Linked DNA regions of Homo sapiens: all the other regions are linked to region 4. The links are chromatin contacts, found by Hi-C or POLR2A ChIA-PET in ENCODE. All regions are on one chromosome and are shown on one strand. Each heading gives the region's core, a stretch centred on a gene start or an enhancer-like site at or near the end of the contact. The rest is flanking DNA. Distances are from core to core; before and after follow the strand shown.

What was found. A loop is a pair of places that touch in the nucleus more often than their neighbours do. ChIA-PET counts read pairs that join two places held with the same protein, here RNA polymerase II (POLR2A). Pooled maps may share reads with other maps.
Region 1: a map with no recorded cell type shows a loop between it and region 4 (6-fold over the local background). The contact joins the promoter of DNAL4 here to the promoter of CBX7 in region 4. A Hi-C loop is called at or near these places in 1 of 168 maps with a recorded cell type or tissue (naive thymus-derived CD4-positive, alpha-beta T cell), 1 of 37 single-sample maps with no recorded cell type and 11 of 50 pooled maps. POLR2A ChIA-PET finds 5 or more read pairs at or near these places in 3 of 52 experiments (AG04450, BJ and WTC11).
Region 2: a map of B cell shows a loop between it and region 4 (21-fold over the local background). The contact joins the promoter of CBX6 here to the promoter of CBX7 in region 4. A Hi-C loop is called at or near these places in 37 of 168 maps with a recorded cell type or tissue (B cell, CD14-positive monocyte, CD4-positive, alpha-beta T cell and 25 more), 37 of 37 single-sample maps with no recorded cell type and 42 of 50 pooled maps. POLR2A ChIA-PET finds 5 or more read pairs at or near these places in 12 of 52 experiments (CD4-positive, alpha-beta T cell, CD4-positive, alpha-beta memory T cell, GM12878 and 8 more).
Region 3: a pooled map shows a loop between it and region 4 (2.5-fold over the local background). The contact joins the promoter of NPTXR here to the promoter of CBX7 in region 4. A Hi-C loop is called at or near these places in 1 of 168 maps with a recorded cell type or tissue (GM18951) and 4 of 50 pooled maps. POLR2A ChIA-PET finds 5 or more read pairs at or near these places in 3 of 52 experiments (MCF 10A, activated CD8-positive, alpha-beta memory T cell and activated naive CD4-positive, alpha-beta T cell).
Region 5: a map with no recorded cell type shows a loop between it and region 4 (8-fold over the local background). The contact joins the promoter of MIEF1 here to the promoter of CBX7 in region 4. A Hi-C loop is called at or near these places in 6 of 168 maps with a recorded cell type or tissue (GM23248, HL-60/S4, IMR-90 and 3 more), 4 of 37 single-sample maps with no recorded cell type and 12 of 50 pooled maps. POLR2A ChIA-PET finds 5 or more read pairs at or near these places in 3 of 52 experiments (AG04449, activated B cell and activated CD4-positive, alpha-beta T cell).
Region 6: a loop to region 4 is called in a map of gastrocnemius medialis, with 29 times the contacts of the local background. The contact joins the promoter of SUN2 here to the promoter of CBX7 in region 4. A Hi-C loop is called at or near these places in 5 of 168 maps with a recorded cell type or tissue (CD14-positive monocyte, CD8-positive, alpha-beta T cell, gastrocnemius medialis and 1 more), 18 of 37 single-sample maps with no recorded cell type and 15 of 50 pooled maps. POLR2A ChIA-PET finds 5 or more read pairs at or near these places in 4 of 52 experiments (B cell, HCT116, activated CD8-positive, alpha-beta T cell and 1 more).

The regions. Positions count from the first base shown.
Region 1 is chr22:38,792,741-38,796,707 of GRCh38, forward strand. It overlaps DNAL4 (dynein axonemal light chain 4), which reads right to left and starts at 1,403. Exons shown (of 4, transcript NM_005740.3): 1 at 1,328-1,403. RefSeq lists a silencer at 1,145-1,594.
Region 2 is chr22:38,870,957-38,874,862 of GRCh38, forward strand. It overlaps CBX6 (chromobox 6), which reads right to left and starts at 1,260. Exons shown (of 5, transcript NM_014292.5): 1 at 1,166-1,260; 2 at 946-989; 3 at 736-801; 4 at 524-590. The coding sequence starts at 1,234. RefSeq lists silencers at 882-931, 1,032-1,181, 1,212-1,471 and enhancers at 1,466-2,016, 2,017-2,566, 2,403-3,602, 3,419-3,598.
Region 3 is chr22:38,842,638-38,846,208 of GRCh38, forward strand. NPTXR (neuronal pentraxin receptor) reads right to left here and starts at 1,391. Exons shown (of 5, transcript NM_014293.4): 1 at 598-1,391. The coding sequence starts at 1,221. RefSeq lists a silencer at 910-979.
Region 4 is chr22:39,151,221-39,154,980 of GRCh38, forward strand. CBX7 (chromobox 7) reads right to left here and starts at 1,460. Exons shown (of 6, transcript NM_175709.5): 1 at 1,156-1,460. The coding sequence starts at 1,224. RefSeq lists an enhancer at 1,038-1,619 and silencers at 1,077-1,126, 1,197-1,766.
Region 5 is chr22:39,500,989-39,505,025 of GRCh38, forward strand. MIEF1 (mitochondrial elongation factor 1) reads left to right here and starts at 1,302. Exons shown (of 6, transcript NM_019008.6): 1 at 1,302-1,449; 2 at 3,215-3,546. LOC105373035 (a long non-coding RNA gene) reads right to left here and starts at 1,172. Exons shown (of 3, transcript XR_938263.4): 1 at 1,046-1,172; 2 at 276-604. It overlaps MIURF (mitochondrial elongation factor 1 upstream open reading frame), which reads left to right and starts at 3,243. Exons shown (of 1, transcript NM_001414695.1): 1 at 3,243-3,455. The coding sequence starts at 3,243. The coding sequence ends at 3,455. RefSeq lists enhancers at 1,082-1,583, 1,441-1,490, 1,584-2,083 and a silencer at 1,591-1,700.
Region 6 is chr22:38,754,676-38,758,418 of GRCh38, forward strand. SUN2 (Sad1 and UNC84 domain containing 2) reads right to left here and starts at 1,323. Exons shown (of 18, transcript NM_015374.3): 1 at 1,088-1,323. RefSeq lists enhancers at 137-206, 2,465-2,604 and silencers at 697-1,046, 1,157-1,706.

The DNA.
Region 1 (3,967 bases), core at 153-2,652, 360 kb before region 4:
GCTGTCATCTCCTATGATAACAAAGCCTTTTGCTTGAATACCTCCTGAAGGACCTATCTAAGACTGTTTACGGTTAAATTTTATTTTCTTATAAGTAGGAGGAGTGTACACTGTAAAATAACAATAAAAGTGTAGGATAGTAAACACATAAACAAGTAACAGTCATTTATTACCATTATCAAGTATGATGTCCTGTACACAATTGTATGTGCTATATTTTATATGACTGGCAGCACTGTAGGTTTGCTTACACCAGCATCACCACACACGTGAGTCATGCATTTTGCTTTGACATTACGATAGCTATGTAACTAGGTGATAGAAATTTGTCAGCTCCATTATAACCTTAGGGCACCACCGTGGTATCTGTGGTCTTTCTTGACCAAAACGTTGTTATATGGTACATGACTGTATTTCAATCTCCATCTGTCCCCTCCCCACCCCTAAGTAACCCTAACCATGGAAGCCCAGGAGGAAGATCAGAGAGGGTCAACTGGAGAAATGACAGTTCATGCTGACCGGGTTGATAACATTTCCCAGAGAGGGAAAATGTGGTGAAGAGACAAAGGAAAGAAACTAACAAATACTGAATCTATACTGGACTGGACTCTGTACTTCATATTAGCCTCAGAATTACCAAAGGAGATGCACCGACGTATACTGATTTTACATATGCACTGATTAAAAGCGCAGGGAGGGTAGGTCTTGAGACTGGGAATCCAAATTAGGTTTGCCAAGTTATTTTCACAATACACGATACCTCCCATTGGGGAGCACATCCTCTCGGAAGCCTAAAGTTGGGTCAAAGAACAACGACATCCTAGAACGTCAGAGTGGAAGAGGCCTTAGAGATCACTCAACTCAACTTCTCATTTACAGATGGGGAAACTGAGGCCCAAACAGGGGAAATGACCAGCCCAGAATCCCAGTAAGTCGCCAACTCTCCAAGCCAAGAGCGGTCTGACCTAGTTGATGGCGACCCCGCGGGAGAGGGAATTACTCCGCGAAAGGTCGAGGGATCAAGGTGCTGGGGGAAGTCGGCTAAAGGGGGACGCGGGACCACGAAGCTGGGCAGGCCTTGGGTGGGTGGGGAAGAGCAGCCGGCAGAGTCGCGATGGCAAACCTGTCACGACAGAGCTCGCAGGTCCCGAAGTGGGGGTGAGGGTGGGGGTTGAGGATGGGAAGACCTGGGGCAGGGGAACAGCAGGCAGGAGACCGAGGTGGGGCCTCGGCGGCGGGCGAGGCCTCTTCCGCCCTGCGTTGCCTCCCGCCCTCCCTCCGGGCCGGCCCTCCCCGCCTGGCTGCCCGCCGCGCCCCGGGGCCTCACCTGCTCCTGCGGGGGCCGGAGCCGGGGCCGCAGCCAGCGAACCCCCGCCAGGGTTGTCAAGGAGCGAAACAAGAGTGTCTTAGCAACCAGCAAGGAAGTCCTGCCCCCTCACCGGACGTTGACGAGAATTTCACTTATTATTGGTGGATAAAAGTATCAATCAGAGTGAAAGGCCCTTATAAGTCAGGCGTTTGCAAGGACAGGGGCGTGGTTTAGAGGCCAGGGAGGCGGGACTTCACTTATAGTTGTCTTAAGCGTGCCCGAGGAGCAGGGGACACATTGAAGTTCTTTTTCTAGGGAAACAAACTTCGAAAAGCAGTACTGCCTTGGGAGGTTCTTTTAGTCACTTGAAATAACAAATGCAACTTGTTGGTGTCGTGACACTTAGCCACTACTTTATTGGGATCTGAAAAGCCTGATAATAACTAGCATTTTTGTAGGGCTGTACAATTAATATCTCACTTGATTCTCATTACAGTACTTTTAGGTGATAATATTCGTCATCCCATCTGAACTAAAGTTCAGAGAGGTTAAGTAACTTGGTAAAGGATGGAGGTAATCTCCCTGGAGAAGGAACCCAGGGGCTCCTTCCTCTGTGCCACACCCTTGTATGGTCACCTAGCTCTAGTCACTAGGAGACATTTGTACCACCTAATTTCAGACACAGTTGCCCAGAGCCTGCCTTTTCTTCCCCTTGGGAGGGAAAATTAATCCGAAAGTACGGAGAAGGAAAAGGGGAAAGGGGAAGAACTGGCGGATTCTATTATTTGATTGGTAGATCAAAGGGTCAGTTGGGTACTTCGTAGTTTAAACCTTTATTATTGTGATGAGTACTTGGGGTGAAACCCCACTGCCACATTTACTAGCATTGAAGCTGTCTTTGCCAAAATTATAACTGAGGAAATTATGACAGTGAAAGAGATCAGACCTAACCCACTCCATCTTGCCTTTCTAGCCTTTAAGCTGTCTTTGTTCATTCCTAGGCATAGGCTGAACGAACCTTGGGAAGGAATTTAGTTTATAGTTTTACTCTGAAACAAAATTGACAATAGCCCTTTCCCAAAAAGGCTCCCTTCCTGCCTTGGGACCAGTCTGCCTTTGTAGGACTAACAAATTAGCTACAACATTAGAAATTATGGTTTAGGGGTCACACAGCAGCCTCTGGCTGCAAGAGTCTGAACCTTCCCAAATTGCTCCTGGGGATAACATCACTATTGTAAAACCTAAGATCAGCGCTTGAGATATTTTGCAGACCCTGCGCTCGATGGATCAGCTGACACCACCCAGACCAGTAATGTGGCTCAAACAGTTCTGTGATCCCACCCAGGAACAGAAGACAGCAAGAAAACCTCACTTCGACCCCCTCAGTATTCCATCTTCGACTTAATCAATCAACACTCCTCGCTTGCCAAGCCCCTACCCACAAAATTATCTTTAAAACCTCTGATCCCTGAATGCTTGGGTAGCATATTCAACTGCCTCCTAGCCATGTGCACCAGAATGTTCCACAAGCCCTTCAAACTCAGTGTGTCCCAAACTGAATTGATCATCTCCCTCCAATCTGCTCTTCCTGCATTCCCCATTCCAGTAAATGGCACCACCCCCGACCCAGTTGCCTCCATCAGAAAACAGGGGGGAGTCCTTCACCCTTCCCACTACAACAGCCCACTTCCAGTCACAAGCATGCCAATTTCGACTCCTCACTATTTCCTGATACAGCCTTTCTGGCCACGTTCATGGCACCCTCCATGTGCACAACACCACAATCCCATCTACCTGAGTGCAATCTCCTGGTGGGACTCCCTGGCTGCAGTCTTGCACCTCTCTAATTTATCCTCTGTACCATAGTCAACATGACCCTGCCAAAACCCAAATCTCACCGCTGCATTCCTCTGTTTGAGTAATTTGAGTAATAATAAAACTCCCCTCTCCCGCACAGCTGGCTCTGTTTGAATTACCTTTCTCCATTGCAATCCCCCTGTCTTGATACATCGGCTCTGTCTAGGCAGTGGGCAAGGTGAACCCATTGGGCAGTTACAGCATCTACTGGGAGCTCAGCCCTCGTCAGGTGCTAGTGATTCAGAGAGGAGTAAGATGAGGACCTTGATCCCATGGAAGGCACAGTCCAGTGAACAGACAGCCATGTGAACAAATAGATATAGAATAATTCATTCTACCAATGCTATGGTAGAGGTGTGGGCAAGATTCTGGCTCTTTCCAAGGAGGGAGTAACTAACTCTCAGAGTGTGGTACTTGAGTTGGCCGAGTCCAGGATGACCCCGGGGGGCTAATTGAGGGTGGGACAGCATGCTTCACTGGGGAACTGTGGGTGGCTTCGTAAGGTCTGGGTGGAGGGCGAATGTAGGTGTAGGTGGGAGGTGATAGGGGTGAAGATGCTAAGGGAAGTAGGGAAGTAGTGAGAAGGGTTTTGAATGCCAAGTTCAGGGACTTGAGTGCTCCCTGGGATGAGGTAAGAATAGGCACGGTAGCTGTTGGAGGGTTTCAAGATGTGGTCACATTTGTGTTGTGGAAAGATCACTCTGGTGGTGAAGACGGTGAATTGGATTTCGAGTGGGTAGACAGGAGGCAGGCACAGTGGGTTTGGTTCTGAGAGTTGGCAGCTTGAAGGGTGCTAGGTCC
Region 2 (3,906 bases), core at 10-2,509, 280 kb before region 4:
AATGATTTGAGGTCAAATTCAAGTTGGATCCCCAAGAAAGGAGGGGAGCCATGAAGAACAAATCCTGAAAGACTGAACGGGGGAAGCTGGGGGCAGGGAGGCAGGTGGTCCCCCAAATCCTCTCCTTGTGCCCTGCCAGGAGGTGGGACCCCACTCACTCTCCCCCTGGGTTCCAACTCCCAGCACAGTCATAACAGCTCAAACAAATGCCCCCTTCCCATGGGCATCCCCCACCTGCCTCAGCCACCCCCTTTCCTGGAGCCCTAAAGGCATCCCCAGCCCCTGGTTTCAACAGGGAGGATTATCCCCAGTCCCAAAACCCTCTTGTTGAAGCTGATGCTGGCTGAGGCCTGCCATCAGGGGCTTCTGGGGGGGCTCACAACCACCCCCTGCCCAGCTGGGGCCCCTCTGAAAAGGCCGGCCCGCTTGGGCGGCCGCGTATCTGTCCCTCCCTTCCAGGCCCCGTGCTGTGCCGGGGCTGGGGGCCCGAGAGGGGGATGCTGCTGGGGCTGGGCCAGGTTACCTTCAGGAGGAAAGTTTTGGGTTTGGGTCCCCTCTTCTTGGGCCCATACAGCTCACGCTCCCTCTCCCTGCGGCCGAAAAACACCAGAGGTTAAAAAGAGCCCCTTCCCGGGCCCCACTCCGCGCTGCCCTCCCCGGCTCTCCCGCTTCCCCGCGCGGCGCCCCAGCCGAGCCTCGGCCTCGCAGCCCCTGCCAGCTTCCCCAACAACTCACTTTTGTTCGAAGGCTGCAATGAGCCGCGAGTCCAGGATGTTCTCCTCGGGCTCCCAAGTGCTGTACCTGCCGAGTCACAAACGCACAAAATCAGGATGAAGACCAGAGAGGGACAGGCACGCGGCGAGAGCAAGAGCGCGCACCCCCACCCCAGGCCCCGGTGCCCGCTGCCTCCCCTCCCGCGACGCCCCCGGACCCCGCGACACTCACTTGATCGCCCACCCCTTCCATTTCACCAGGTACTCGATGCGTCCCTGAAAAACAGAGGGGAGAAAAACGGGGGTGGGGGTGGGGAGGATGCGGGGACGCGAGGAGGCGGCGGCGCGGGGCTGGGCGAGGGAGCCGGGCTAGCGGGACCGCTTCGCCCCGAGGGCCCCCGGCCCCGGCCCCGGCTGCGGACAGCGGCGGCCCGCCCCGGGCGGCGGCTCACCTTTCGGATCCGCCGTTTGATGATGGATTCGGCCGCGAAGACCCGCTCGCCCACTGCAGACAGCTCCATCTTGCTCAGCGGCACCCACAGCCCATAATACTCCCTGCGCCCGCGGCCGGTGCGGCACCGCTCGCGCACGCGCCGCAGCGCCCAGGCCCCGGCGGGCGGGAGCGCGGCGGGGCGCGCGCTCGCGTTCCAGCTGCGGGCCGTCACGTGATCCTCGCGGCTGGCGCGCGGTTGCCAGGACCTCCCCCTCCCCCGGGGCGGTTGCTAGGGAAAGTCGGCGCTCGCGGGGCGGGGGCGCGCGCTGGCTCTTAAAGGGGCCGCGCGGGCGGAGGGAGCAATTGCCGGCCGACCCGATGGGTGCCCGGCTTGTGGGCACGCTGCGGCCTTACGCTTATCACCCCCCCTCACATCTTGCCGGCGCCCGATCGCTGACACCCTCTCCTTGCCTCTTAATCCCCACGCGAGTCTCGCCAGGCCCCGGGCGGAGAAGGGCTGTGGAGCCCGAGTCTCGCCGCCACCGCGCATCTCCCGCAGCAGCCTGCAAACAGTTAAATATGATGCAGCAGAAATGCAGTTGCTGTTGCCTTGCCAGGCCTTGCGGGAATTTCTTTAAAACATCGCCCCCCACCCATTATTTATGTATTCGTGGGAGGGTGGTTTTGTAACCAGTTCAGAAGAGTTAAAACAAAAACGCCACCGCAGGAAGGGGGTGTGCGGCGAATGGGGCCGAGGAAGGCCGGAGTGACCGTGGGCATCTGTCTGCGGCCGGGGTCTCGGGCGGCACCTGTCCTCGCCCAGGAGACCGGGGAGGATTCGGCGGGGCCGGTGTGGCAGTGGGGGAGGGAGAGGGACCGCGGGCAGGAACGGGCTCCCCGCACTCCGCCTTGGGCCCACAGCGGGTCATCATCTGGTCATTCGGCAGAAACCGCCTTCGCGGTCATATCTGTGTTTTCCGATTCCCAGCACCCCTCCCGGCCCCCCGACCTGGCCGCGTCCCTCTCCCCGCCCGCAGCTGCGCGAAGCTTCCGCCATTGCTCTGGGGAGCCCAGATCCCAGCTTCCCACTTGAGGAGGGGCGGGGGATCGAGCTGGGGCTGTCCAGGAACGGACACACAAAAAATAGCCCTGCCGCGCAAAACGCTCCACTTTTTAAATGTTGAAATTACTTGAACTTTATTTCCCATTATGTTAGTAGTCTTGTTCTTTGTAAAACAATTTTAAAAATACAGATAAAACAACTGTCCATAACCCCCATAAAACCATTGTTAACATCTTCACCAATCTTCCAGCCTCTGCTCTATGCGTACATAAACTCACGTACACCTATGTATGTATGTATATACATACACATACACATTGTCTGTAGATTTAATTTTTTAACAAAATGGGATCACGCTATTCACACTGTTCTGGAATCTGCTTTTCTCCCTTAATGCTATAAAGTGGACATCTTTCAGTGTCATTAAATACAGATTTCACCATCCTTCCAGTGACCACCTTGGGGCTGAGATGGGGTGGGGAGGAATGGGGATTGTGAAGAGTCAGGGTTGTGTCTTGCGAACATCAATGGCTCATTAGGAAAGATTTTTGCGTTTCTGTGCTACAATGCCAATTCTTGGGTTTCAAATCCACCATAGCAAAATGTTAGTCTTTTTCTCCCAGCAGATTTGTCCAATTATTACCTTGAGAGAAATCCCTCTCCTCACTTAAAATCAGTATGTTCCAGGGAAACAGCTATTTGCTGGCCAGCCCAAGGTGAGCTGCTGTGGTAAAAATAGAAATGTCCTCCTGGGAGATGTGGGTGGTGGTGGGTGAGCAGGTGAGAGGAGTGGGTATGACAGTGTGTGTGTGTTCAGGCTGACGGAGACAGGCGGGGGATGAAGCAGGTGAGTCCACTTGTTGATTCATTCAGCAGTGTTTGTGAGCCCTTGTGAAGCACCAGGCTTTGTGTGAAACCATCAGGAAACAAAGGTGCCCCAGGCTGAGGAGCTGTCAGTGGAGTGAGAACGGCACCTGTCACACAGTGTGACTAATGCTAGAATAAAGGTGTAGGAGTTTCGTGTTGCTGCTCTCACAAATTAACACAAGCTCAGTGGCTTAAAATGACTCACATTTGTTATCTGATGACTCTGGAGGCGGGAAGTCCCAAATCAGTGTTACTGGGCCCAAGTGAAGGTATCCTCAGGGCTGGTCCCTTTTTGGAGGGTCAAGGAGAGTATCTGTTCCGTGCCTCATCCAGCTTCCAAATGTTGCTGGCATTTCTTGGCTCATGGCTTCATCACTCAAATCTCTGTTTCCACGATCCCTTTGCTCACTTCCTGCTTCTTTCTTTCTTTTGTTTTTGTTTTTGAGATGGAGTCTTGCTCAGTCACCCAGGTGGGAGTGCAGTGGCACAATCTCGGCTCACTGCAACCTCTGCCTCCCGGTTTCAAACAATTCTCCCAGTCTCAGCCTCCCAAGTAGCTGGGATTACAGGCATGCGTCACCACACCCGGCTAATTTTTGTATTTAGTAGAGATGGGGGTTTCACCATGTTAGCCAGGCTGGTCTCGAACTCCTGACCTCAAGTAATCCACCCGCCTCAGCCTCCCAAAGTACTGGGATTACAGGCGTGAGCCACCGCACCTGGCTTCTGCCTCTTTCTTTTAACAACACTTGTGATTACATTGGGTCTGCCCAAATAATTGAGAATGATCTTTCCGTCTCAACCTCAACTTAATCAGATTTGCAAAGACC
Region 3 (3,571 bases), core at 141-2,640, 310 kb before region 4:
CGCCTGGCACCTGAGCTCCTGCGGTTTGGGTCATAGTCTGAGCCAGAGTGGGAGATTCAGGGTAGGGAGGTGGTGAGGGGCACCCAGGTTTGTCTTATAGGGCACTCTGTTCCCGGCTCTGTGTAATGAGGGGAGGACCCCAAGTCCTTTGGACAGCGCATCCATCTCCTGGCCATAAAGTGTGAGCGTGGAGCTGGGCTGATTTGGGGGTGTCCGGAAGAAGGAAATGAAAGGGACATTTAATGAGGTCCTAGTACGTGCCAAGCATTTTCACACACCTACATTTGATTCAATTTCCACTACAAGTGGACACTGTTATACCTATTTTACAGACACAGAAACTGAGGCTCAGAGAGGTGCCTGGAGACGGAAAAGGGTGGGGAGCGAATCTTTCTGGCGCGCCCTCTGTGCCTCAGTCACCGTGCCAGACGCCTGCCCGCGTTCCCTATCGAAATCCCCCCGCCTCGCCAGCGAGGAAGGCGCGATCGTCCCCGGAACACAGACGGGAGACCGGAGGCTCGGGGACCGCCGGACGACCGCGGCCGGGCGGCCCCTCACACCACCCGGGCGGCTCCCCCGACGGCGCGCGGCGCTCACCTCCAGGCGGTCGATGCGGTCCCGCAGGGCGCGCACGGCGTCCTCCAGCTCCAGAATGAGCGCAGGCGAGTCCCAGGGCCCGTCGGCCATGGTGTCGCGGCGGGGCCCGGCGCCCTGGAGGCCGCGCGGCAGGCCGCTCTCGCAGCGGCCCAGCTTGCCGGTGAGCTCACGGATGGTGTCCTGGTCGGCGCGGATGCGCGCCTCCTGCTGCAGCGCCGTCTGGCGCAGCTGCTCGGCCGTGCTCTGCAGCAGCAGCAGCTCTTCGCGCTCGCCCGGCGCAGCGCCCGCCGCGTCCCCCTGCTGGGCCCCCGACGGGCAGGCAGCAGCCAGCGGCGTGCACAGGAAGCGGCTGAACAGGGGCCCGGGCGGCAGCGGGTGCGCGCTGGCCGCGGGTGCCCCGGGCAGCGCGGGGGGCCCGGCTGAACCGCCCGCGCCGTGCAGCGCGCTCAGGCTCCGCTGCGGGCCCGGGGACGCGGCGGCGCCCGAGGCGACCGAAGCATTGTCGGCGCCGCCGGGCAGCGCCCGCGCCGGGCTGGCCGCCAGGGGCACGCTGGCGATGATGCAGATGACGGCACCGAGGAACGCCAGCATGCCCGCGGCCAGCAGCACGGCCAGGAACTTCAGCGTGAGGCGGGCGGCGGGGGCGCCCGAGGCCCCCGGCAGGCGCGGCGGCGGGGTCGGGGCGCGGAGCCCGGGCGCGCTGGGCCGAGCGGGGCAGGCGCGGGAGCCGGAGCCGGAGCCGGAGCCGGAGCCGGAGCTGGAGCTGTCGCCGCGGCCGCTGCTGCCGCCGCTCTGAGCCCGGGCGGCGGGAGGAGGAGAAGACGGCAGGCGGCGGGGAGGGGGAGCGGGCGCGGCGGCCCCGCCCCACTCGCTTCCCCGGGCCGGCCCTGGCCCCGGCCCAGCCCCGCACCCGTTCAGTGCCGGGCGCCCGGCTGGGGGCGCCGCCGGGGATGCGGCGAGGAGCGAGGGCAGCGCCTGGGACCTTATCTCGCCGCGGTCACAGCGCAGGGGCCGGCGACCCGAGGGCCGCGCGGCGGGGCTCCTGGGTGACCCCCATCCCAGCCCTCCCGTGCTCGGGCCCCCTCCCCAAGCCGGTTATGTTCACATCCACCCGGGAGGGAGCTTTCTTCCGGGTGGGGCTGTGCACTGGGCGCGCCACAAGCTCGGTCGCAATTGAGCCTTGCCGTGGACAGGCTCACAATAGAAATGAGGAAACTGAGACACCTGAGGTCAGGCCTCTGTCCAAGGTCACCGGGTGGCTGCGTTGGAGCCGCCTGCGAGCTTAGGCACGTTTCACCGGACCAGACTGTGGATGGGGCTGGAGTGGGAGCGGTTAGAGGTGGAGAAGAGGCCAGTGTTGGGGGTTGGGGGGAGGCTCGGATTTTGACCTAACTTCTGTTTATACTGTGGCCACCTGCCCGTCACCCCCACCTCCAACCTTCTGAAGGAGCAGAGTTCACTCCCCGCCACCCTCATTACAGAATCTTCCTGTGATCTCAGAGGATGATGGAAATTCTCTCCTCTGAATCCTTGGGGGCTTAGAGCCTCACAGGTCCAGAGAAACCCCCCACCCCCACTGCAGTCTGCCTTCGTTGGCAAGCGGTGCCACGTGCCTGGTGGGCATGTGGACCAGGCCCAGAAGGAACAGCAGGAATGGGAGTGGGCTGTGCTGTGGGGGTGGCAGAGGAGCGTTTTACTTTCTTCTGTCAAAAATGTCTATATATATTTTGTTGAAAATTAACTTTGCAATTAAAAACTTAAAAACAATCCTACTATCCTCCACACTTTATCCCCAGCTCCAATTTTCCATGAGGTCTTTCCTGACCAATACGGATTCCCAGGGCTGGAAGGGCCTTGGGAGGGCTGTGGTTATTCCCAGCTCTGTCTCCCTTCCAAGCCTGCATTTTTGACTTGAAGGGAAAGCGCAAACCAGGATCTCTGGACCACCACGGCTACCACTGTGGTTTCGAGTGTACTTCACATAGCGCTGGTGGTGGGGAGAGACCGGAATGTTTCCCAGGAAGCCACAACCCTGGGGGACGCTCTCCAGCCACGGGGATTTTGTCCAGTGTTCCCAGGCACACGTGCTCCACCTCCCTCTCTCCACACATGTTAGGATGATGTCCACCCTGTTCACCCATCTCTAGGAGCCAGGGATTTTCATCCATACCTGAGTTGTGAAAGAGGAGAGAAGCAAACACAAGCGCTGTATGCCAGGAACCTGAGTGCTGTGTGTGCGTGGATGTGTGCTGGTGCTCACTGAAGTCGTAACCTCAAAACCCAGGGCAGGCAGCTGGGCTTGGAGGAAGCATCTCATGGACAGAGAGATGGGCTGGGCTCTTGGAAGGCAAAGGCCAGCGGTAGGCCCTGCTAAAGTCCTGGGGATGCATGAGACATCGGGACTCCTGGTACATCTACACGTGTGCCGTGAAGACAGAAACACGGAGATAGCATCCCCAGGAGAAACTGTCATAGGAAGTCCAGGGAAGGACAGGAGATGCCAAGAGAGAGGGCTGCTGCCAAGAGCAGCAGAGCCACTGTGACTTGGGCACCAAATGGTGCCACCTTTACCTGAGCTGCCCCCTGAGACTTTGGGGACAGTTTGGATAAATGGGTCCAGAGGCTGGAGTCAAATTGTGTTTAAACTGGTCTGTTGATCTCCTAGAATGACTTTATTTTTTATTTTATTTTATTTTTGAGACAGAGTCTTGCTCTGTCACCCAGGCTGCAGTGCGGTGGCGTGATCTCGGCTCACTGGAACCTCTGCCTTGCGGGTTCAAGCAATTCTCCTGCCTCAGTCTCCCAAGTAGCTGGGACTACAGGTGCACGCCACCACGCCCAGCTAATTTTTGTATTTTTAGTAGAGATGGAGTTTCAATATGTTGGCCAGGCTGGTCTTGAACTCCTGACCTCAGGTGATCCACCTGCCTCGGCCTCCCAAAGTGCTGGGATTACAGGCGTGAGCCATGGCGCC
Region 4 (3,760 bases), core at 210-2,709:
GGAGAAAACCCTAGGAAAAAGGAGAAGGAGGAGGAACAGCTGCCTCAATCAGAAGAGTAAAACCCCAAGCACAGCTGGAGGAAGAAAAGATGCTCCTGACCACCTTGACCTTCACCCTTGGCCCGAGATGCCAGGACTGAGTTTTCTCTATGGAGAAAGAAGATGGGCTGCCAATCAGCCCAGTTGAGCTCCTGCTCTACCTCCCTATCTAACTTGCTCGGTGACCTTGAGCAGGTCACTTCCTCTGCCTGGGCCTCAGTTTTTGTCTCTGTTAAATGGGAGGAGGTGACCCCCTAAGGCCCCTCCCAGTCGGCCTGGAGCCTCCCAAAGGGCTGCAGGGAGGAGGAGACAAAGGAAGGACAGTAGTGCGTACCAGGAAAGGAACTTCTCCCCAAGGATTTCCCCAGCCTTAGGCGAGCCCCCTCGCCAAACAAGTGCACGGGAGGTGTAGACGCCAGGCCCGGACAAAGTCTAGCCCCAAAGTGTGGGGTTCTGAAACCAGCAGAACAGACACCTCCTTAAATTGCAGGGTGTATGTTTTGAAGAAGGCAGATGGGGTAGGAGACTAGGGGATGCCCCAGCGCAGGGGGCGGGCTTCAGAGCCCTGGCCTGGGCTAGGAGTTGAGGTGGGGGTGGGGGCGGGGAATAGGGATGTGCTCGGGTGGCGTAGAGGGGGCAGGATCGGAAAAGGCCAAAGTCCAGCAGGAAAAACTTCAGAGGCCGGAGGAGACTTTTCCAAAGCTCCACTTACAACTTGAAAGGATTTGGTGCCAAGCGTCCAGAGTCCCGAGTTCAAAACCCAGCTCTGACCATAACGCGCTAGGCAAGTCCTTTCAACTTGGGCCTCAGTCTCCCCATATTTACAATAAAAGGGGAGCGAGGTGGGATGGCGCTGAGGATCCCTACGTCCGATCCTAATCTCCAGCTCAGGCAGGCTCGGCCGCCACTAGCATCCTGGAGCGACAACTTTTGTTCTACTCGCCCTACACGGTGGCAGGGAAACTGAGGCACGGGCTGGGGAGACGGGCCCAGCAGCGCAGGGCTGCCGGGGCCCCCGCGCCCCGCTTTCCCCTTCAGCCCCAGCGTGGAGGGAGCGGTGCTGGGGACGGGAGGGACCCCACTGGGGTCCTGGGAGCCGCCCCCGGGCAGCCTCACCTTCCGCACGCGCTTCTTCCGGATGCTCTCCACGGCGAACACCTGCTCGCCGATGGCTGACAGCTCCATGCGGGGCGGCGGGCGAGCGGGCCCGGGGCCGGGCCGGGCCGGGGGCGGAGCTGCGGGGCCGCGGCTGCGGCGCGCGATGCTGGGGCTGGCGGGGTCCCCGTCACCCTCGTCCGGGCGCGCACGCGCACGCGCACGCGCGCACACCCCCTCGCGCTCCCTCACGCCGCCGACGTTCCATTTTTGAACCTGCGCAACGTTTTCCTCGGCGCCAGCGAGCGAGCGCGCGCAAGGAGGGGGCGGGGCGGGAGCGCGCGGAACGGCCGCGGGCTCGGCTCGCGCCCTGAGGGTCAGCTCCGCCCCCGAGCCCCGCCCCCATCGGAACCCCGCCCCCGGGGCCCGCCCCCGCGGGTTGCGATTGGGCCGCGGGCCGCGAGCCGCGAGCGCTGCCGTGGGACTTATTTGGCTCGGTCACCGGCTGGGGCGGGGCGGAGGCTCGCGCGCCCCGTCTTGCTGTGACGCCGGGGCGGGACGTGATCCTTAATACCCAGGCGGGCGCCTCATAGCCTCCCGGTGACTGCCAGGGGCCGAAGTGGCAGGGCCCAGTGGAGCCGACGACAAAGTCAAGGCTCAGAGCGGGGAGGCCATTTGCTCACCTCCCGCAGCGGAGGAGACTGGGCCCGAGGCGCAGCCCCTCGAGTTGCAGGAGAGCCGGGACCCAAAAGGCTTCCCACCGTGTCCGGACGTCGCAGGGCCGAGGTCTCCCTAATCCGGCCTTCTCCGCGGCGCAGTTTGGCCAGTGTCTCCACGTCCGTCCACCCACCCCTCCATCCGCCCTTCCATTTGTCCATCCACCCGACCCTCGGTGGTCGGTGCCCAGACGCACGGGTCAGACGCGGGCGCTGCCTCGAGGGCTCCCGGGCCGGGCCCTCGTTCGCGGCAGGAGCGGCCGCGGTGGAGCTGAGGTCCCCCGGGGACGGATTTTGCCGCCGCGCTGCCCCAGCCTTCCCCAAACCCGCGTGTACTGGGCGCTAGGTGCTTAGTGGGGGCTCAACCATTTGTGGCACGAGACGAACTCTTGATTCCCCACCCCCCTTCCTTTTTCGCTAACGCGCCTCCATTCCTCACTGGGAGCCCGGCGTCGTCCCTGCTCCTTCCTGTACTGACCCCAACTTCTGTCGCTCCGGCATCCCCTCGGGGACTCGGGTCTGCCTGCCCTCACCGCACCCACCTCCCAGGTTCGCCCCGTCTTTTCTCTGGACCACAGCAGAGACCTCGCGGAGCTGCCCTCCCTCCGATCTCAGCCACACAGTGCCAGAGTGTGCTTCTAAAATGCAGATCTGACGGGGTCACCCTGTGCTTAAAAATTTTCCTCCCTATTTCCCTCACAATAAAATCCAACACCTCTTTCTGGCACATAGAAAAAGAGAATAATAGATTCACACCTGACTTTTCATCAAGAGCAACAAAGCCAGAGAGAAAATAACCATCATCTTAGAATTATATATTCAGTGAAAATGTATTTCAAGAATTATGTACCCAGTATGAGGCACATGTATCCAGAACGTAGGTGAAATCATAGCACTTACAAATACAAAAACTTAAGAGTTTGCCACTGGTAGACCCTCCGGAGGGAGATTCCAAAGCTGGAACTTCAGGCAGGAAAAAGATGATCCCAGACGGAGGTCTGATGCAACTGGGAATAAAGAAAAATGAAGAACAGCGATAGTGTGAAACAATAACAATGACTTCTGGATAAAAACAGATTTAAAATACACAACAGTGATGGCATTTACTTGGGTGAATGGAGTTAAAGTGTTCTAAGATCCTTATATTCTTCAGGAGGAAGGTGAAGATAGATACCAAATACACTTTGACGAATTTAAGAATCCAGATTGTCATTACTGGGATAAACACTGTAGGACTGGAAATACTGTGTATAGTTATCCAAATTATTGGAGGAGGAAAAAGAATGATTAAACCAACCCAAACAACTGTAAAGCAGGCAAGAATGGAGAGAAAAATAAATACAAGACGGGGCAGGGAGGGGACAAATAGACGATAGCTATAAATTCGAATATTTTGTGATTCAATAAATGCAACTAAATATTGCAGTTAAAATACAAAGATTATCAGAATGCATAAATAGCTAGATGCAGTTTACAAGAGAAACCCACAAGAGACACTTCCAAAACATAAAGCTAGTGATGGTCAAAAGTAAACACATGGGGGGAAAATACCACGCAAATGCTAACGAAAAGAAGGCTGGTGCAGTTATTTTAATATCGAGGGAAAAACATCACTAGAGATAAATAAGGTCATTTCATAATGAAAAGTGTCCAATTCACCAGAAAAATAGAACAATTTCACATTTGTATGCAAATCATCTTAAAATATAAGAAACATGAAGAAGACAGCTAGATGGAGAGATAGACAAATCCACAATTATAGTGGGAGATCTTAACACTCACCCCTCCATAAGTGGTAGGAGAAGAAGAAAAATATTCAATAGTATATAGGAGATTTGAACACAATTAATAAACTTAACTAATGGACTTCATAGCACACTGTTATCTACCATGGTAAAATACTCCCCTTT
Region 5 (4,037 bases), core at 52-2,551, 350 kb after region 4:
GCCCAGCCCTGCAACAGACTCTTGATTGGTCTCCCTGCCTCAGCCCTGGTTCCATTCCGTTATTCTCAAGCCAGACAGATCCCATTGAAAGGGAAGTCAGATCCCAGCACTTCTTGGCTCTGAACCCTGCTGTGGTTCCTTTGCACCCGCCATCTCCCTCCCAGTTCTGGTAAGGGCCTCCCCTCTGGCCTCTTTCCCAGCTCCTGCTCACTCAGCTGCGAAAGCACTGGCTTTCTCCCTGTGGCTCCTAGACCACGCTGAGCTTAAAGGCTTACCTGGGGGGAGGCCTGAAATGCTCTTCCCTGCAATGTTCTTCTCCTGGTTCTCGTCCTTTTATCAGATAGCCTGACTATTCTGCAATTGCCCACCCCTCTACTGGTAGATATTACCTTTTAATCCTCACCACAGCCCCAAGGCTGGGTGAGGTTAGGAAACTTGGCAGAGGGCAGCTGTCCCTAAGTGGTGGAACTGGAACTAGGAGCCAGCGGTGGCCCCGGTGGCCCCGGACTCCAAAGCCCCAGGCCCTGGGCTTGGCAGAGCCAGGCATGGAGGGAGGCAGTTGGGGGAGGGAGCTTCCATAGAGACACGGCCTCCGTCCTCAAATCTAGTGAGAGACAGAGAAGCAAATGGATAAATTACAGTGCCTGGCATATGGTAGGCGCCAAGAAATACGTTTTGTTGTTGAACAGATTATGAGGCGTAAGATGTGCAGACATTTCCGTGGGGCCCAAAGAAGGCACGTGAGTGTGTTAGAGGGAGGCGAGGAAGGGGCTGGGAGAGATTTCCCAGTGAAGGGGGGCATTTGAGGTAGACTTTGAAGGAAGGGTAGGAGTTTGCCAGAAGCCATGGGGCCTGGGGAGTAGGAACAGCATGGAGGGATGAAAAGAAGGCGATCTGAGAAAATGGGTTTTGAGGAGCTCTGAATATTAGTGTTAGAATTCCCTCAGGTACCCCAGGGCCCCAGCCAGAGATCAGCATATACAGTACAGGAGGCTGGCCAGGTACCCCGACAGGCTAAGGGGTTGCCAGCAGGTGAGGGGCCTACCCGGTGCGGCAGCCTTGTTGGACAGCGAGGCTACCTCCTGCCCTCTGAACTTCTGCCAGCATCGGGACCACCCCGGTACCCACAGCCGGACCCGGACACCGGAGTCCTCTGGGGGCGGGGCGCGAGTGGCCTCTGCAGGCCAGTCCCTTGGTGAGGTCACACACGGAGGCGGGGCTCAGGATTGGGGGGCGGAATCATGCGCAGGGGGCGGGGCCCGAGAGAGAGCTTGGAGAAGACCGGAAGTCCCTCCGCCTCCACTCGCCCTCGTGCTCCCTTCAGCCCCTTCGCAGCTCCGTGCGCAAGGTCGTGTCCCGGAAGTGAAGGGGCCATGTTGATGGGTGACCCGGGGAGAGGTACCCGGCCAGAGGCGAGTCCTGCGGAGTGGTAGCGCGCACGGCCTGCGGGTGAGTGAGAGAAGGAATGAGGGCCGCCGGCGGCTGGGCGGCGGGGAGGTTGCAGCGCCTCCTCTCAGGCTGCTGCCGGCGCCTCGCATGCGGCCCGGAGTCAGGATACCAGCATGCAGCCGGGGGTCTCGCCCCATCCCGCCCTGGACTTTCCCCTGGGAGACCCCTCGGCTGCCCCGCCCCGCCCCAACCTCGGAGACCTCCAGTGCCCCGAAGCAGGCCTGCCCTGGCCTCTGGGCCTCCGCACCCCGGCCCGGCCCCCACGGTTGGTGAAGTGCAGACTGGCTGGGGCTCAGCCGCCCAGTCGCCCAGCGACCTTGTAGTTACAGCCCTCGCCGTGACAGTCGCCTTTTACAGCATCAAACACTTCTGTTGATTTTCTGCATCGGGAGGTCCTTAGGGCCGAGGGATCTCTTAAACAGTTGAGGAAAAATGGGCAGGGATGGTGGCTTGCTCAAGCTTGCGCAGGAAGTTAGCAAGGCCGGAGGCTAAGGGCTCGCGGACTTTGGGCCCAAAGTCCAATCTTTTTTTCCAGCCAAATACTTCCCCCACTTGGTGTCATTTCTTTATTTCTGAAACGGAGGTGATCATTTCTTCCACATAGGGACGTTGTGAAATTCTCTCCGTTACGCATAATTTTGAGCCCCTTGTATGTGCCAAGCGCTGTGCTGGGAAAGTTCGTGGAGCACCCAGAAGTGCTGTACACACGGTCCGGCTCCAGCAAAGGGTAACTCATTCCAGAGGCAGGCAGAGTTGGGGTCAGGAGTGCAGCCCTCCCCTTGACAGCTGTGGGCCCGCGGGCAAGTTACTTCCCTCTGGGAGATTGTTTCCTCCACTTAAAATGGGGTAATGTTGACCCCTAGGGTAGCTGACAGAATGAGTTGTTATGTGAGACATGCTTCGAACATTGCACGTTGTATATAGTGCAATATAATGCAATAAGCATTTACTGTTACTAAGAACCCTGACCACCTTCTAGATTCTTAATTTAAATGTGGTCATGGGCAACAAAGCACTTTACAGATATGCTTGTGTAAGGGTTTATTGTTACTGAAGGAAGGCAGTGGCAGTTTATACTTAAATGTAATTATTTATTGAGCATTTACAAACCTGGCTAGGTGCTACTAATAATATCTGCTGTTGATAGAGTGCTTCGTGTGTGCCAAGTGCTGTTCTAAACATATTCACATACATTAAACTCATTTAGTGCTTATGCCAACCGTATGGGCAAAATATGATTTTTATCCTCACTTCACAGATGAGGAACTGAGACAGTCACAGAGAGGTTAGGAGACTTGCCCACGGTCATGCAGCTCGTAAGTGCTGGTGCCAGGATTCAAGTATGGCTGAGTGCTTGTCTTCAACCCTCCTAGATCACCCCCTGTGGTGAAGTTCTATTACCGTTCATTACGTGCACAGTTCTCAAAATAATCCTATGTGGTAGGTACTATTGCCATAATATCCTAATCTCCATTTTATAAGTGAGGAAGCTGGTGCTCAGCGGGGGTTCAGTCCTTTGCCCAAAGTCATATGGCAAGTAAGTGGCAGGGCCAGGATTTGAGCCCTGGTGAACCACAACCTGTATGTTTCCAGAATGGGCATCCAGAGGCTGGGGTCTCTAGTTCTAGTCTTGCCATTAAGTCATACGGTGACCTGGAGCGGGGGGTCTCTGGAACTTGGATTAAAAAGCCCTCACATAGTCTCTACAGGTCCTTTTGTTATTAATTCTGATACTAGGCTTGTATGTCTTTCCTTCTGTTTATAGTGTGACACCCAGCCCCTGCCAGTCCCCCATGGCCCCGTGGAGCCGAGAGGCGGTGCTGAGTCTCTATCGGGCTCTGTTGCGCCAGGGCCGACAGCTTCGCTACACTGATCGAGACTTCTACTTTGCCTCCATCCGCCGTGAATTCCGAAAAAATCAGAAGCTAGAGGACGCTGAGGCCCGGGAGAGGCAGCTGGAGAAGGGCCTGGTCTTTCTCAACGGCAAATTGGGGAGGATCATTTAGGATCCTCCAAGGGAAAGAGGACAAAGGTGCCTTCTGTAGACACTCCTGCTCTCTTCCATCCCCATCTTACAGATGTATTAAGAAGCCTCAGGTACGTAGGCCCTCGTTCCTGTAGGTTTCCTTATTTTTTGTTGCAAGGGACCGAGAAAAGGATCAAAGTCATCCTTTTAGTCATTAGAAATCAGTGCAGAGCCAGGTGCACTGGTGTGCACCTATAGTCCCAACTCTGCAGGAGGCTGAGGCAGGAGGATGGCTTCAGCCCAGGAGGTTGAGGCTGCAGTGAGGTATGATTGCACCACTGCACTCCAGGCTGGGTGACAGAATGAGACCCTGTCTCTGGGGTGGGGGGGAAAAAAGAGGACATTTGAGGTCTGCCTCAAATGAGAAATAGAGGTTTACCAGCAGCAGGGCAGGAATAAGCAAATGCCTGGAGTGGGAACTGCAATTTTCTTTTTTAAGAGACAGGGTTGGCCCGGTGCGGTGGCTCACGCCTGTAATCCCACCACTTTAGGAGGCCAAGGCAGGAGGATCACAAGGTCAGGAGTTCGAGACCAGCCTGGTCAGCATGGTGAAACCCTGTCT
Region 6 (3,743 bases), core at 73-2,572, 400 kb before region 4:
TTAGCCTCTGTCCTGCTGAAGGAGGTGACACCTTTGCCCAGGGCAGAAACAAGGCAACATGTTTATACCATACCCAAGCTGCCGCTGGGAAGAACTAAATATTCTGATGGAGGTTGAGCGGGGAGTGCTGAAAACTGTCAGCACCCGCCTCCGCCCTCCCAGAACTCCCAGAGATGCCTCTCAGTCTTTCCTGCGGCATCCTGGCATCACAAAACAGTTTACCATTGAGTCTGGGTTTCACAAGATGAAAAAGGTCGAGGCCCCATTCTCCAAAACAAGAAGTGAGCCTCTGGGAGCTGAAATCTACTACTGCGAATCATAATAGACACCACCCCCGCCCCACCTCCTCCCTAACAATCAGTTAGGAAACGCTCATCGGAAAGCATCCTTCCCCACTTCTCAGCTGGGCGACTTCCTTTCTCAATTCCGCCCTTCCCCATCACAAACATCTCCATCCATCTTCAGACTTAAACCAGATCTGGGGCATCTTCCTCGTGACATTTCCACTCCCTGGGCACAGCCAGGCCACACGCCCTTGTGGGACCTGCCAAACGCCCGGTGCTAACTCCCTCTGCCCTCATTCCCACAGGCCAAACCTGCAGAAATTGTCACCAAAGGCGCGCCTCCTGGCTCTCTAAGTCACACCGCGCCCCCCATTGCTTTGTTTTGTTTTGTTTTAGAACTGAACAAAACGGGCCTTCCTCTGAGGCCCTGAGTTCTGACAGGCAGAGGCTGGGAACTGCCTGTCCCTGGAAACGGCCTGTCTGGCACAAAACCCGTAGGCGCTGCCCGGGGCCGGGTTGGGGCAGTCGGCCTTTGCCCTCCTCCTCCCGGGAGGCTGCCCGGGAAGTCCCGCCCGCAGACACCGCCCTCCCGGCTGACCAGTGGCGCGGCAGGCGGGGCGGGGGCCAGGAGGTGAGTCAGGGCGCGGGCCGCGGACCCGGGTGGAGGCTGGATCCGGCCCAGCACGTCCCGGAGAGGAGGAAGCAGGCCTGGCGGCGCGGCCCCGCCCGAGTGGCCCGACGGTGACCCGGGGTCAGGCCGGGCCGCGGCCCCCCAACCCTCTCCTGAGCTCGCCCGCACTCACCTGCTGCCGCGGCGGCTTCTAGCCCGGCCGGGGGCGTCCGAGGCCAGGCCGCCGCCGGGGCGCGCCCCCTTTCCGCGTGGGGATCCCGCGGGCGGCGCTCCGCTCAGGGCGACACAGCGGCCGGGCCCGGGGCGCGCGGGCACGCGAAGAGCGGCGACGCGGGACAAGGCGGGCGGGCGGACAATGCGGCCGGCGGAGGCCCGCGCTGCGCGAGTGGGGCCGGGCGGCGCGCGTGTGGCCGACTCTGTATGTGTGCGCCTGTCAGTCAACGCTGACAGGCCGCAGCCCATTGGTCAGGCCCCGCCGGCCGTCACCGCCCACCGCCGCCACCCATTGGCCGGTTTGAACACAAAGCCCCGGCTCGCCCCGCCCTCGCGTGGGCCCCGCTGCCCTGCGCGCTCAGCCTAGGAGTCCGCGCGTGGGAGGCGCTGGGCGGGCGGGGACCCCGGGCTGCGGGAGGACGCGACGGGAGCCTGTGCTGGGGCTCGGGCTCAGCAGGGCACTGGACTCCCGATCTGGCGGCTCAGAACACCTGAGACAGCTCTGAGCGCTCCCACGCGCGCCTGCAGCCTGGTTCACCAGGCCGGCGTCCGAGGGGAGGGTGGGAGCCCTGGGAGCGGCAGCGCGCGGGTGGCCCTTGGTGCACTCTCGGTGAGGCTGTCGAGGGCTTGCTCAACACCCGGCACCAGTGCCGTTGTCCTCTTAGCCGGCCATTTCTACACCCATTTTTCAGACAAGGAAACAGGTTGCTAATTTGGGGATTCCAGACATGCTGGGAGGCCCTGCCTCTTCCCAAGCTTTACCCAGAGCACCCAAGTTTCACGACAGCTCTTCTATTTTTTGTTTGTTTTAAACAGATTTTCTATTTTATTTAAATAGAGACGAGATCTCACTATGTTTGCCTAGGCTGGTCACGAACTCCTGAGCTCCAGTGATTCTCCCGCCTCGGCTTCCCAAAGTACTAGGATTACAGGTATGAGCCACCGCGCCCGGCCAGCTCTTCTGTTTTAAGGACGGTGCTTGCTGCACTTGAGCTGTGGGAAGGCAGGGCTGGCCACTCATTCTTCTACCTTACTCAGACTTGGAACGAGTGCTCAGCGTTTGAGTAAAATGCTGCCTGACTCCGGGGGTCCTGTTCCTTGGCTCCCCATCCGCCAACTGTACAGATAGAGCAGGTGCACAGCTTGGGATGAATCTCTTTCTGTGCCAGCCCTTCTAAGGGCAGATGAACAGTCGTTATTTTACTTTTAAAGTACCAAGAGGAAACGAGACAAGAATGACAAAATCACCGAGGCAGGAACAGGAAGGCTGTGGGGTCGGAGGATTGAGGAAAGGCAAAACCCTCATGCTAAAGCGGCTTCAGCCCAACTCCAGACAAGAACAGTCCCCTTTCCTGGGCCTCCATTGCCTGCTCTGGAAAGAGAAGAGTCTCCTGCTCTTCCACCCTCCTGGAGACCACGGTGCTGGCCATTATCACTCCTAGGTTTAGACTGCAAGCTCTTTGAGGACATGGACAAGCTCTCCAGAGCCTGGTACCGAGCCTGGCTCTGGTCTGAGTGTCTGCTGGATGGAGCAATGAAAGGAGAATTCAAATCAGACGTAGGGGCAGCATCCAGGTAGGGGAAGGGCCTCTCTGACTCCTCATCTCTGGGATGCGCAACTCCAGAATTCTGTCCTAACCACTTCTATGGAGTTGCCACATCCTACCTCCTCCATTGCACAGCCTGCTTCCCCCTCTCCGGGGGTCCTGGCAGACAGGGGGGTCTGGCCTTGCTGGGGTCGGGGGGGAGTCCAGGTCCCCTCCCAGGATGTGCTGAGTGGATATGTGAGGCTCATGCCCACAGGCTGACTGAAGGCAGGCCCCTCTTAAACTCTGCATCCTCTGGGGGCTGGGAGCAGGCAGAATAATGGTCGCTACAGGAATTCGGTACTAATGCTTGGAATCTGTGACTGTTATCTACATGCAAAGACTTTGCAGATGTGACTAAAGATTTTGAAATGAGATTATCCTAGATTATCAGGGTGGGCCCTAAGTGTAACACAAGTAACCCTTTAAGAGAAAGATAGGGGCTGGGCACTGTGGCACACGCCTGTAATCCCAGCACTTTGAGAGGCTGAGGCAGGTGGATTGCTTGAGCTCAGGAGTTTGAGACCAGCCTGGCCAAATTAGTGAGACCCCCCCCCCCCACCACCCATCTCTAAAAAAGAAAAACAAAAAAAGAAAATAATTAGCTGGGCATGGTGGTGTGTACCTGTAATCCCAGCTACTCAGGAGGCTGAGGTGGGAGGATAGCTTGAGCCTGGGAAGTCAAGGCCACAGTGAGCCAAGATCAAGCCACCACACTCCAGCCTGGGTGACAGAGCAAGACTCTGTTTCAAAACAAACAAAAAACCAAAGAGAGGCAGAGAAGACGAGCAGAGGGCAATGTGACCATGGAGGAAGAGATTGGAGTGATGAAGCCACAAGCCAAGGAATCAGAATAATAATAAGTGTCCTGTGTGCCACACCAATGAGCTCTGTGGCCTTGGACAAGTCAATGGGGCTCTCTGGCCTTCATTTTCTCTTGCATGAGGGTCACATGGGCAAAGGACTTCTGAACTACTTCATCCCAAAGGGGTTTTATCACCATGATCTTTGCGGGGAGACGGGAGGAGG